2 separate regions of the Homo sapiens genome follow, and region 2 is linked to region 1. A link is a loop called in an ENCODE intact Hi-C map of the cell type or tissue named here. Cell type or tissue: CD14-positive monocyte. All regions are shown on one strand. Links, peaks and the distances in the headings refer to the core of each region. The heading gives the core; the rest is flanking DNA. Region 1 overlaps CASR (calcium sensing receptor). Region 2 holds the start of CD86 (CD86 molecule).

The links. Peaks named below come from ENCODE experiments on the same cell type or tissue, not always from the same donor. Only the 100,000 strongest peaks of a DNase experiment are listed, where the experiment ranks them.
Region 2: a loop joins it to region 1, with 3 times the contacts of the local background. A loop is called at or near these places in 1 of 110 quality-filtered maps.

Annotation. Positions count from the first base shown.
Region 1 is chr3:122,231,093-122,236,478 of GRCh38, forward strand. The region is part of intron 1 of CASR (calcium sensing receptor); the gene reads left to right. Among named protein-coding and RNA genes, the nearest start is that of CASR, 50 kb to the left of the region's middle. RefSeq lists an enhancer at 2,378-2,467. In CD14-positive monocyte, for the core only: a CTCF peak has its summit at 2,173; DNase peaks (open chromatin) are centred at 2,129 and 2,639; H3K4me3 peaks cover 1,922 bases; H3K27ac peaks cover 2,785 bases.
Region 2 is chr3:122,052,905-122,058,290 of GRCh38, forward strand. It overlaps CD86 (CD86 molecule), which reads left to right and starts at 2,458. Exons shown (of 7, transcript NM_175862.5): 1 at 2,458-2,599. The coding sequence starts at 2,586. It also overlaps a transcript of ILDR1 not described here. In CD14-positive monocyte, for the core only: no CTCF peak of the experiment used is centred there; DNase peaks (open chromatin) are centred at 267, 2,517 and 4,987; H3K4me3 peaks cover 3,333 bases; H3K27ac peaks cover 3,046 bases.

The sequences.
Region 1 (5,386 bases), core at 123-5,122:
AAAGTGTCATGATCATGATCCCCTTGTAGAAGTGAGAAGTGTGTCCTGCAGCTAATCCCATCCACCATGCAGACAGGATGCTAACCAGTCTCAGAGGACACCATTCCTCTGGCCCACCTGTTGGGTGGCTTACCTGACTTTCTGCCCCAGTCCTGTCTCAGCATCATACACTTGCTGTTTGAAGGTGGCCATCCCACGAGTGGGCTAAACTAGGCATTCTAGGACTGGTCAGGAGGTGGCAAGTCATCATGCTGATCAATTCAATTAGTAAAGGCACTGTTTGGGAAGAGAGAGGGGGACACTATCACCATCATACGAAGAGCTAATGTTTTTTGAGCATTTACTATGTGGTAGACTTTATGCTAAATTCTTACAAGTATTGTTTTAATATAATCCTTACAGCAACCGTACTATTGTTATTCCTGTGTGGACAATGAGGAGACAGAGGCACATAAGGAAAAGGTTACTAAATGGGGAATAAGGAAACTCATCTTCCATTCTTTCTCTATCTCTCTGTAATCTCGTGCTAGTCACTTAACCTTGCCTTTCTGGTACATGAAACATCTGAATTGGAAGAAATTATGTGCATATGTGCATTTTTCTGGAAAGAGCAGCCACAATTTTCATCAGCATCTCAAAGACACCCATTACCCCCCTCCCACTCACAAAAAAAAAAAAAATCAAAGAACTCTCAGGACTATCTCATTTTATAGCCTTTTTCACACTAAACAATTTACCTTGCATTCTCTTCTAACATTGTAAATACCGACGGGCTTGAGCAGTACCGATAGGCAGATTCAGATTACAGTCACCCCTGAGCCAAAGACCTCTCTGTGATTCAGGGGTGTGAAGGGCTCCTGGCTGTGCACTGGCCTTTCCAGCACACCCGCATGTCCAGATAGCCATCGCAGGAAGGACGACGTGGGGATGGGATCATCAGATTCACCCTCCAGCTACTTGCAACACCTCAGCAGTTTTACTTCAGCTTGTTGTATTCTTTCCTTGCAACTGGACTGTAAGTTTATATTGCAACCCCAAGAAAAGATTCACAATCCCTTTTTTTTATTGTACTATAAAAAGAATTCTAGTGATAGAACCTCCACAGGGCTTGAAGTGAAGCAGCCATTCATTAAGTGTCTGCTGTGTCCTGAGTATGCCAGCAATGAACAAGACAGACCAGGTCCCTGGCTGCATAAAGAGCAAGAGGGACTGTGGCAGGGAAGTGCCACGCAGATGCAGAGAGCACGAGAGTGAGGCCTGGAGAACCAGGAGGGGCTTCCTTGAGAAGTGGTGTTTGAGCCACTGAAGGATCCCTGAAGAATGCCTCATCCCTGATGGATGAAGAGAAATGAATTAAGCAAGAGGCACAGGTCAGAGGGGTGGAAGAGCATTCTGAGAGGGATGGGAAGGGCCCAAGGCAATAAAGAACTTGGCCCACTGGAGGAACTGAAGGGAGGGCAGGCTAGGTGCCAAGAGAGGGAGAGTGGTGTGGGAGATGCAGCCGGAGAGGAGGCAGGGCCAGTGTATGCAGGGCCCAGGAATCGCCAGGTGGGATGCTAACTGGCTGTGGGCTGTTGGCAAGGCAGGTAACAGCTCACATGTTCCATTTCCTTATCTTCAAGGTGAGAGTCTTCAATTAGATGATCTCGAAAGCCCTTTCTGACTCTACCATCCTGTGATATTGTGACTTCAAAGAAAGTGAAGTGATTGCTGAGAAAGAGAAAAGTGGCCCCTGACAACCTGGATCTGGGTGGTCCCATAAGCTAGGCCTTGGCGTTCTCCTGTTAAACATAAACAACTTCACAGAACATCAACAGCAAGCAAGATGTCTCTGTGACCATGATAAAGACAAAAATAAGACCACTCCACAATCATGTCTGAACACAGACAAAAAACGTTAACATTGTCCAAACCATGGAACTAACCAAACATTTCCCTATTCTGGCTCGGAGGAGTGACTGCTACTCCTTTACCCTTACAGCTTCAGTCTCACTTAGTCTTCCTCCCTTCTAGACAAGATTTATTAAGATATGGAATCATAGAATTTACCCCTGCTTCTGACAGCATGCAAAGCTCCACTTCCTTAAACCGTCCCCAAAATCGCCTACCACAAACCGCACTCCTGTAAGTCCTTTCTAACACCCTGTCGGTGAGACACCCCACCGTTCTCCTTCTCTGCTATGTCCTGTCCAAGCACAGGGTGTTCCTCATGCAAGTGCAGGGCTGGCCATGAGAAGCAATGCCACCCTACACTTTGCTCTCCTGGTGTCTCTCTTGTCTCACCAGTTCCAGCCCAGTCCTGGGGGTCTTTGGCTGGATGGAGTTGACATCAGTCCCCTTCCCTGCTCTTCTCTAATCTCACCACAGGTACCCTGCTCTGGGCCTCAGGGTGTTGGGGAGTAGAGCTGGGAAGTAGCGGAGGAGAAAATGAGGAAGAGAAATGCAAGAGGGCGACTTCACAGGGGAATTTTGTCCACCTGATGATGTGGGAACGGAATTAAAACTGTCTCCAGAGCGAATGTTTCTTCTCTCACTTGAAGTCTGGGCTTCCTCCTTTTATGTCTATGCCCCACCCAGATTACGCATGGGCTACTTGGGCGGTTGTGGTATTTCTGTTTCCCAACCAAACGCCACCACCTCCCCTTAAAGCCATCTTCACAGGAAGGTAACCAGCTCCCGGTGGAACTGACCCATTTGACAGTATCTAAGGGGAACAAAAATTGTTGCTGCTGCTGATTCAGATTCACAGCTTGGACTTCCCACCCTTAGCTAAAAGTTTTTCACTGGGGGGAGTCCCCACCACACAACCTACTCTATTCATGTGAGCCAGTGGTAAACAAACCAGACTCCTGGTGCCTCCTGAGTCAGATGATAACCAAGGGAAAGAAGTGACCTCTATCTCTGGACACAAAACAAACTAGAGGACCCTTACTCCTCTGATTGAGAAAGCTGGTGAAGTCAGCTCCTTTCAACTTGGAGAAGCCATTGCTCACATCAGGCGCATAACTGTTTCCAAAGTCATGGAAATGTCCAGTTCATGGCAAAAGTAGGGTTTTCTTTGTGCTTAGTTTCATGAAGAGGTCAATCAACTTTTTCAGTAAAAGGCCAAATATTAACTATTCCAAGCTTTGTGGGCCAATCTTTGGCATAACTACTCAAATCTACCCTTGCAGCACAAAAGCAACCATAGATATAATGCAAGTGATTAGGCATGACTGTATTTCAGCAAAACTTTATTTATAAAAACAAGCACACCAGATTTGGCCCATGGAATGTAGTTGGCTGGCCCCTGGTGTAATGTAACCAACACGTGGGCACAGCTGAATAAGAAGAGGAATAATAACCTTTGCCCATTACTTTCTAAAGAGCTTACTTCTCATTAGACAGATTGAGAGGTTTAAAATCAGTTTGGAAACTGCTGGAGGATGGAGGAAAAAGAGGGAGAGAAGAAAGAAGAAAGCAAACATGAGAGGATGGAATTTTATTTATTTCAAATGGAATTTAGTTATTTCAAATAAGTAATGGAAGAATCAGAGTGGAAAGAGTTATTTGTAAGGCCTCTGTATAGCAGGCTGACCCTAGTCATCTCTTACCCTGACCAGCTGGACAGGAGTCACTCACTGAGGCTCAGGCTATGTGGACTAATCCAACTTCAAAGTCAGGTTTATAGAAACATGTGTGGGCTTCTTTGGGGAAAGTTTATCTGAGACAGTGTTCCTCCGGACCAGCTTCGGGTGTCATTAGCAACAGAGAATCTTCTCATAGAGACAACTGAATGTAGTATGTTCCAGGATTTATTTTTTAAATGCTGGTTCCTGATTCTTCTGGGCAAAGCCGAAGAAGGCAGAGAGACACTGAGAGTGCACTGCATCAGCACAGATTGTGGAATGTTTAGGACCATTTCAGTTCCCAAAGAAAGAGCCCCTGAAGAGCTCATAGAAAGGGCTCGCAGGAGAGTAGAGAAGGACCAGGGAGTGCTGGACACTTCTAACAGTCACAGGTGCTGTGACTTCTAACAGTTGCAGGTAAACAGGGTCCCAGACCTTCCCATCTGGGACTGATGGATTGATTGTGAAGAATATATACTCATTCCACAAATTTAAAAAGGGAATTAATAATGAAAGACTTAAGTGTAAAGTAGAGCACCCAAGACTCTGCTCGGAAAGGTAGACGCAAATGATAACCACATAGGTAAATCCCCTGCATGTGGCTGGGAAGAGAGGGTGAGAAGTAGTCTATCTATGGTTAGTGGCCATTTTCTCTAGTTCACAGACCATGCATATTGATTATAGATTCAGAAAGTTACCCTAACTTTACAGCAATGACTTCTGAACTGTGCTTTCCTGGAATACTGGTTTCATAAGATGTTAGCAGTTATTTTGCAGGAGAAAGGTTTCAGGGAAACCGAAGAATGAATTGACATTGACAGGAAACTGTTGTGTATCCATTCAAAATACATTTTTGTTTGGCTGTGTTATCCTTGGAGAAAAGTAATAGTATCAGAAGAATCCTGGGCAATACAGCAAGGTCCTGTCTCTACAAAATTTTTTAAAAAATAGCCTGGGGTAGTGGCATGTTCCTATAGTTTTAGTTACTCAGGAATCTGAGGCAGGAGGATCACGAGCCCAGGAGTTCTAGACTGCGGTGAGCTATGATCATGGCACTGCACTCCAACCTGGGCAACATAGTGAGACCATGTCTCTAAAAATGATAATACATAAATAAAATTACATTTAAACAATCATTTTTAGGAAACACAATTTTTAGAGCTCAGAACAGAATATGACCCTGGACAGATGCATATGAAAGACGGTCTAGCAATGGCTTTCAAACTTCTTAAAACACAGGTTGCTGGTCCCACACCCAGAGTTTCTGATTCAGTAGGTTGGGATGGGATTCGTGTTTCTAACAAGTTCCCAAGTGATGGTGCTGATGCTCGTCCAAGGACCACAATTTAAGACTCACTTCCCTGCACCCGGCCCCATGCCCAACAGATAGGAGGCTCTTTTTACAGTAACAAGAAGTTTCTTTCTGAGGGTTACCACATTAAAAGAAATCAATTGAATGGGTTTCCACCATGTGTGAGGATATATTGGCTGACCCAGCATCAAAGTCAGGGTTAGAAACATCCATGGGCTTATTTGGGGAAAGTTTATTCCAGACAGTCTTCCTCCAGAACAGCTTCAGGTGTCCTTAGCAATGGAGAATCTTCTCATAGAGGCAACTGAATGTAGCATGTTCCAAAATTCATTCTTTAAATGCTGGTTCATGATTCTTCCGGGCAAAGCTGAAGGGGCCAGCTAATAAATCAACACATATTTCCTGACATTTCCTGACAGGGAGACATGTTCCTTCAAAAATGGGAACAAAATTCATAATGAATTTA
Region 2 (5,386 bases), core at 171-5,170, 180 kb before region 1:
TCATTTCTTCTTCAGGGAGAAGCCAAAAACTGGGAATTTCCTCCTAACCATGTGGCCCTGTGCCGAGAGGACAGACTATGGTGAGGGTATACCGTGAATTTTCCTACTGGCTTCAGTGCAGTTGTTTTTTTTGCTCACCTAGTGTGATGTAGCCTCTTAGCCAGCTTCTGGATTTCTCACAAAAGGAATTGGTCTGTGTATAGTTAAGTTAGTGTCTCTCTGGGAGGGAGCACAGGCTGGGGTTTCTCATTCTGCCATCTTGCTGACGTTCACTGTGGTTTTGATTTGCATTTCCCTAATGACTAGTGGTTTTGAGCACATTTTCATGTGATATTGGCCATTTCTATATCTTCCTTGAAGAAATGTCTGTTCAACTCTTTTGCCTACTTTTTAATTGTTTGTTGTTTCTTCTGCAAAGTTGTAGGAGTTTTTTTAATCATATATTCTGGATATCAATCCCTAAACATTTATTGTTTTAAGGAAATAAATTTTGAGATAATTTGTTATACAGCAATGGATAACTAATAAATACTAAAAACTCCTAAATGTATATACTAAATATATTAATTAGAAAATTGTAATATAAAAATACTAAAAGCTAAAACTGTCTGATATTAGGAAGATAATTTTACTACAATATATACCTTTTTTGTGTGTATGAGACAAGGTCTCATTATGTTGCCCAAGATGTTCTCAAACTCCTGGGTTCAAGCAATCTTCCCACCTCAGCCTCCTGAGTAGCCAGGATTACAGGTATGTGCCATTACAGCCAGCTTTCACAGTGTATACTTGATGTACTATTAATGTACTATTTAATGACTACTAAAAAGTTTATGATAACAGGAGAAAATGCTTATGCTATCTTAAATAAAAATTTGAGTGTATGCATTGATACCAAGAAATGGAAATTTGAGTGTGTACACTGCTACCAAGAAACTGAAAAATGACATCCCATACCTTTAATATTTAATATTTATAACAAATGAGGTTTACATGGATTTTTTTATCTCATCTTATTTCTGATGTGTTATGTAGTTATAAATACTATTTTATTTGCACTCCTGCTCTGCAATAATTTTGAAGATAGATAACTTATATTATTGCTGTCTTCATTTTTTAAAATTCTCAAATCCAGATGAAATTATCAAAGTTGATAAAATAATCATTGTTCTATCTTCTTATTTGAAGATTAATAATTGTGTTGATTTTGCTTCCTTGCTCTAGTTAGCAGTGATGTCATCTGCTATTTTTAAACTTCCTTGAAATAATATATGTAATCTACTTCTAATAAGTTTTTCTTATTTAGCATTTTGGTCTAAACTAATTTATAATTATTTAGCCTTATTTCTCCATGTTTAACTTGCTTTAAAGCTCAGCACTGGTGTTTTCAGCCATGGCTTCTCCATTTTAAGGCTATTTTAATTCATTTATTATTCTGGAATATATCCTTAAATAATTTATTTAGGAAGGCTGTCTTGGTGGTGGTATTTCTGTTGCAGTTGTTGTTTTCTTGCCTGCTTGGTGACATATTTCTATTGACTTGACACTTAACTGGCATCTTATCTAGGTAGATAATGCTAATTCAAAATTCTGCAGATATTGTTCTGTTGTTTTTTGCCATTTAGGGTTGAGTAAGATGCCAAGTTGTTTTTTGTTTCTCTGTAGTCATTCTGTTTTCATTTTGTTTTTAGCTTTGCCTTTGGAATTTAAAATGTTCAAAATGATTTGTCTGGATGAGAATCGATTTTCATAACTTTTGCTTTGATACACTAAACAGTTTGAGTTTCTAGATGATGCCCATTTTAATTCATACGAGGAAATATCTTCTAGTATAGTTTCTGCTTGATTAATTCTATGTTTGTCTCTTAGGGACATCTATTAATTTTATAATGCTGCCTTTTTTTCAGACTTCTGTTTCAGAATATTCGCTTTCATCAATGTAATCCTTGGCTATAGTAGGAATGAAATAATAAAAGCAGTAGCTTCTGTCTGCCCTCCTTGGTTATGCAGTCCTTACAGAACATCTCCCCATCTCCCATCCCCCCACCCCAGCTCAGTGAAACTCTCCACACTTTGGTTGTGGAAATTGGCAGGGTTAGGTGGCTACTCACTCCCAATCCACATCCACAATAAATCACTTTTTATTATCTTATCAAAATCTGTAGAATGCCTCTTTATTCTATTTTGTTGCTGCGGAGGTTTGTTTTCTCTTTCTAATTATTTTATTTTCTAGGTTTTTTGAGGGAATTTCAAGAGGGGAGATTTTTTATTCAGGCTCATCTTAACGTCATGTCTGGAACTCAAGCTACTGAATTATATATTCTTTAATACATATAGACCTACGTCAATGAGTTTAAACTGCAAGGAAAGGGTTAAATTTCTTCCTCAAGTGTGGTCAAAATCTGTAGAGAAAAGAGGAACAGCTTCTCTTAAAGAAAGTTAGCTGGGTAGGTATACAGTCATTGCCGAGGAAGGCTTGCACAGGGTGAAAGCTTTGCTTCTCTGCTGCTGTAACAGGGACTAGCACAGACACACGGATGAGTGGGGTCATTTCCAGATATTAGGTCACAGCAGAAGCAGCCAAAATGGATCCCCAGTGGTGAGTAATAATTCTTATTCTTTGCAGAGAAGTTATGAGTTGTGACTGCAGTGAAAGGCTGAGGTTGAAGATGGTGCTTTGATGTGTGTCCTTCACTTAGTTCCTAAGTGGAGAAGCTTTCTTTTTCTACAAAAGATCTTTGGCACATAAAGGCAAGAATTATTTGCAATGCCCAAAGCAGTTCATTGGTGGTAGTTATATATATTTTTAGGTGCCTAATTTTGGTTTTGTAAATCTGTTATTCAAATACTGAATGTTACAGTCATTGATTTTAGTGAAGAATCAGGAATTTTTAAAATATCTGCATAAGAATGACAAATAACAGGGAATATGTTTTTTGTCTACCAGGGTCAGTTTGGTCTGAGGGTGGAGGAATGAGATAGAGAAGGTAGAGGGAGAGAGATCAAGAAAAAGAAAGAGAAAAAAGAGGTATAAGGAGAAAATGCAAAACTCAGTTAATATGTCATAATCAGGCCATGGGAGATTCTGGGCAGGGTTGGGTAGTGGAAGGAGGTAGAGTGATTAAATTAGTTACCATGTATTGAACATGCATGATGTGCTGGGTACTTTACTAGTGCTATTTCATTGAATTTTATTCTTCACAATGACTTTTGGAAAGACATCATCATTCTTTTTGACAGATGGGGTAACTGTGGCTTAAAAAACTTGCCCAAGTTCACACTATTCATAAGGGGTAGAGCTAAAATCTTTCCTGCCCGCTTCGTGGTGCGCCAGAAGGTTTCTCCATGCTGTGGAGACTTCCTGGAAGGAGTCACACCCGCCCTTCTCTTGGGTGGTGGCAGCTGGCGCCAGTCACTATGTATTTATTTATTTTTAATTATTTATTTTTGAAACAGAGTCTCGCTCTGTCGCCAAGCTGGAGTGCAGTGGCGCAATCTCAGCTCACTGCAACCTCCGCCTCTCGGATTCAAACGATTCTCCTTCCTCAGTCTCCTGAGTAGCTGGGACTACAGGCGCCCACCACCACGCCCGGCTAATTTTTGTATTTTTGGTAGAGACGGGGTCCACCATGTTGGCCAGGATGGTCTCGATCTCTTGACCTTGTGATCTGGCCACCTCGGCCTCCCAAAGTGCTGGGATTACAGGCGTGAGCCACCGCGCACCCGGCCGTCACTATGTATTTATAATTACTGTTCTTTGAAAATCGAAGTAACTTTCATCTACCCAGTGCTTACTGGTTTGAGAAAAAGCTTTGTTGCTTTTATTTCAGAAGATTAAAATTTAATTTTCCAGTAAAGATTCCTTTTGCTCCAGTGGAATTTTGAAGCGTTATACTTGTATGAAGAAAAAAAGAATTTCAAAATTTATAATTTTTGTGGTACCATAGAGGGGATACTACTTAATTATGCTAGCACTGTCTGCAGAGGTCTAAAAAACCATAGGCTGCTGTCTATATTGAACTTGTTAAGATTCCTTTTGTTTCACAGTGCCTGAAGATTGGTCATGAACCAGTAATAGCCATTAAACAATGTCTGTTCTCATAAGAGATGAAATAAATACAAATTAAAACAACAGTGAAGTATCATTTTTTCTCTATCAAAGAGATAAATATTAAGTTTTAAAAAGCAAGCAATCAAGAACCCTCTATCTTGCTAAGAAGGGAGGATTATTTGTACCCTAGTTGCGCACTAGTGGTGATATCATCTTTCTGGACAATAATCTAGTGATACATATCAAAAGCCTTTAAAATGTATATGCCCTTTAACCAAGCAATTCACCTTTTAGGAATTTATTCTAAGATATAATAATACATGTTTGTAAAGTTTTAGTGATGGATATTTTTCTTGCTATTGTTTCTAATAAGGAAAATCTTAGAAACAATTTACGTGTTTAAAAACAAGTGATTGGATGATTATGGAACATCCATAATGGAATACCATGTAATTATTTAAAATTCCACTGTAGAACAATTCATAATGTGTTTAGTTAAAGGGGAAAAATGCAGAACGAACAGTGCTATCACTTTTATACATGATACATGTATACAAACAATATTAATCAGAAATATAGGTAGTTTGTATTTTCTACTGTGTGCTTTTCAATTTGAATCCCATCTGTAGGCAGAAAAATAAAGTTAAATATTTAAGATTTAAAAAAAACAATAGCTGGTTTTTTTCAGAGAAGTAACCATCTAGTGATGTGTGATAATTTATAAGTTGTGAGATTCCATAGTTAGGGCTTTAGCCCTTTGCATTTATCTTTCTTCATCTCTTGAATCCTCTTCAAAATACACCCACTCTACCCATAACTCATTAGATCTTGAAAGGCATGTTCTGATAGAATTTTATATTTAGAACAGGCTGCAGCACTCTTCCCTTATTTTACAGAAGTGATTGCATGGCTCTCTAGGGTGAGTTGCATATTGAGAGGGAGGACAGTGCAGTGGCTAAGTGGCCGCACATTGAAGCCAGGCTGCTGGGGTTTGAATACCAGTTCCCCAACTTCCTAGCTATGTGATTTTGGACAAGTTGCTTAACCATTGTAATTCCCAGTTTCTTGTCTGTAAAATGGGAGTATGGTAATATGTCGTAAAGTAGTTGTGAGATTTTAATGAGATAATCCATATCCTGCTAAGTACTCAGGAATTGTTAGTAGTTTTTATTACTATTACTGTTTGGATTAAGAAACAGAGGAAAAGTGATTTGTCCAAGATTATACAACCACTTAATGGCATTACTAAGAACAGAATGGAGGAAGGTTTTTTCCAGCAGAAATGTTCAGTATCCTCTGTGCCTGGCAGGACAACCCCAAGTTGTGCTTTTGGGA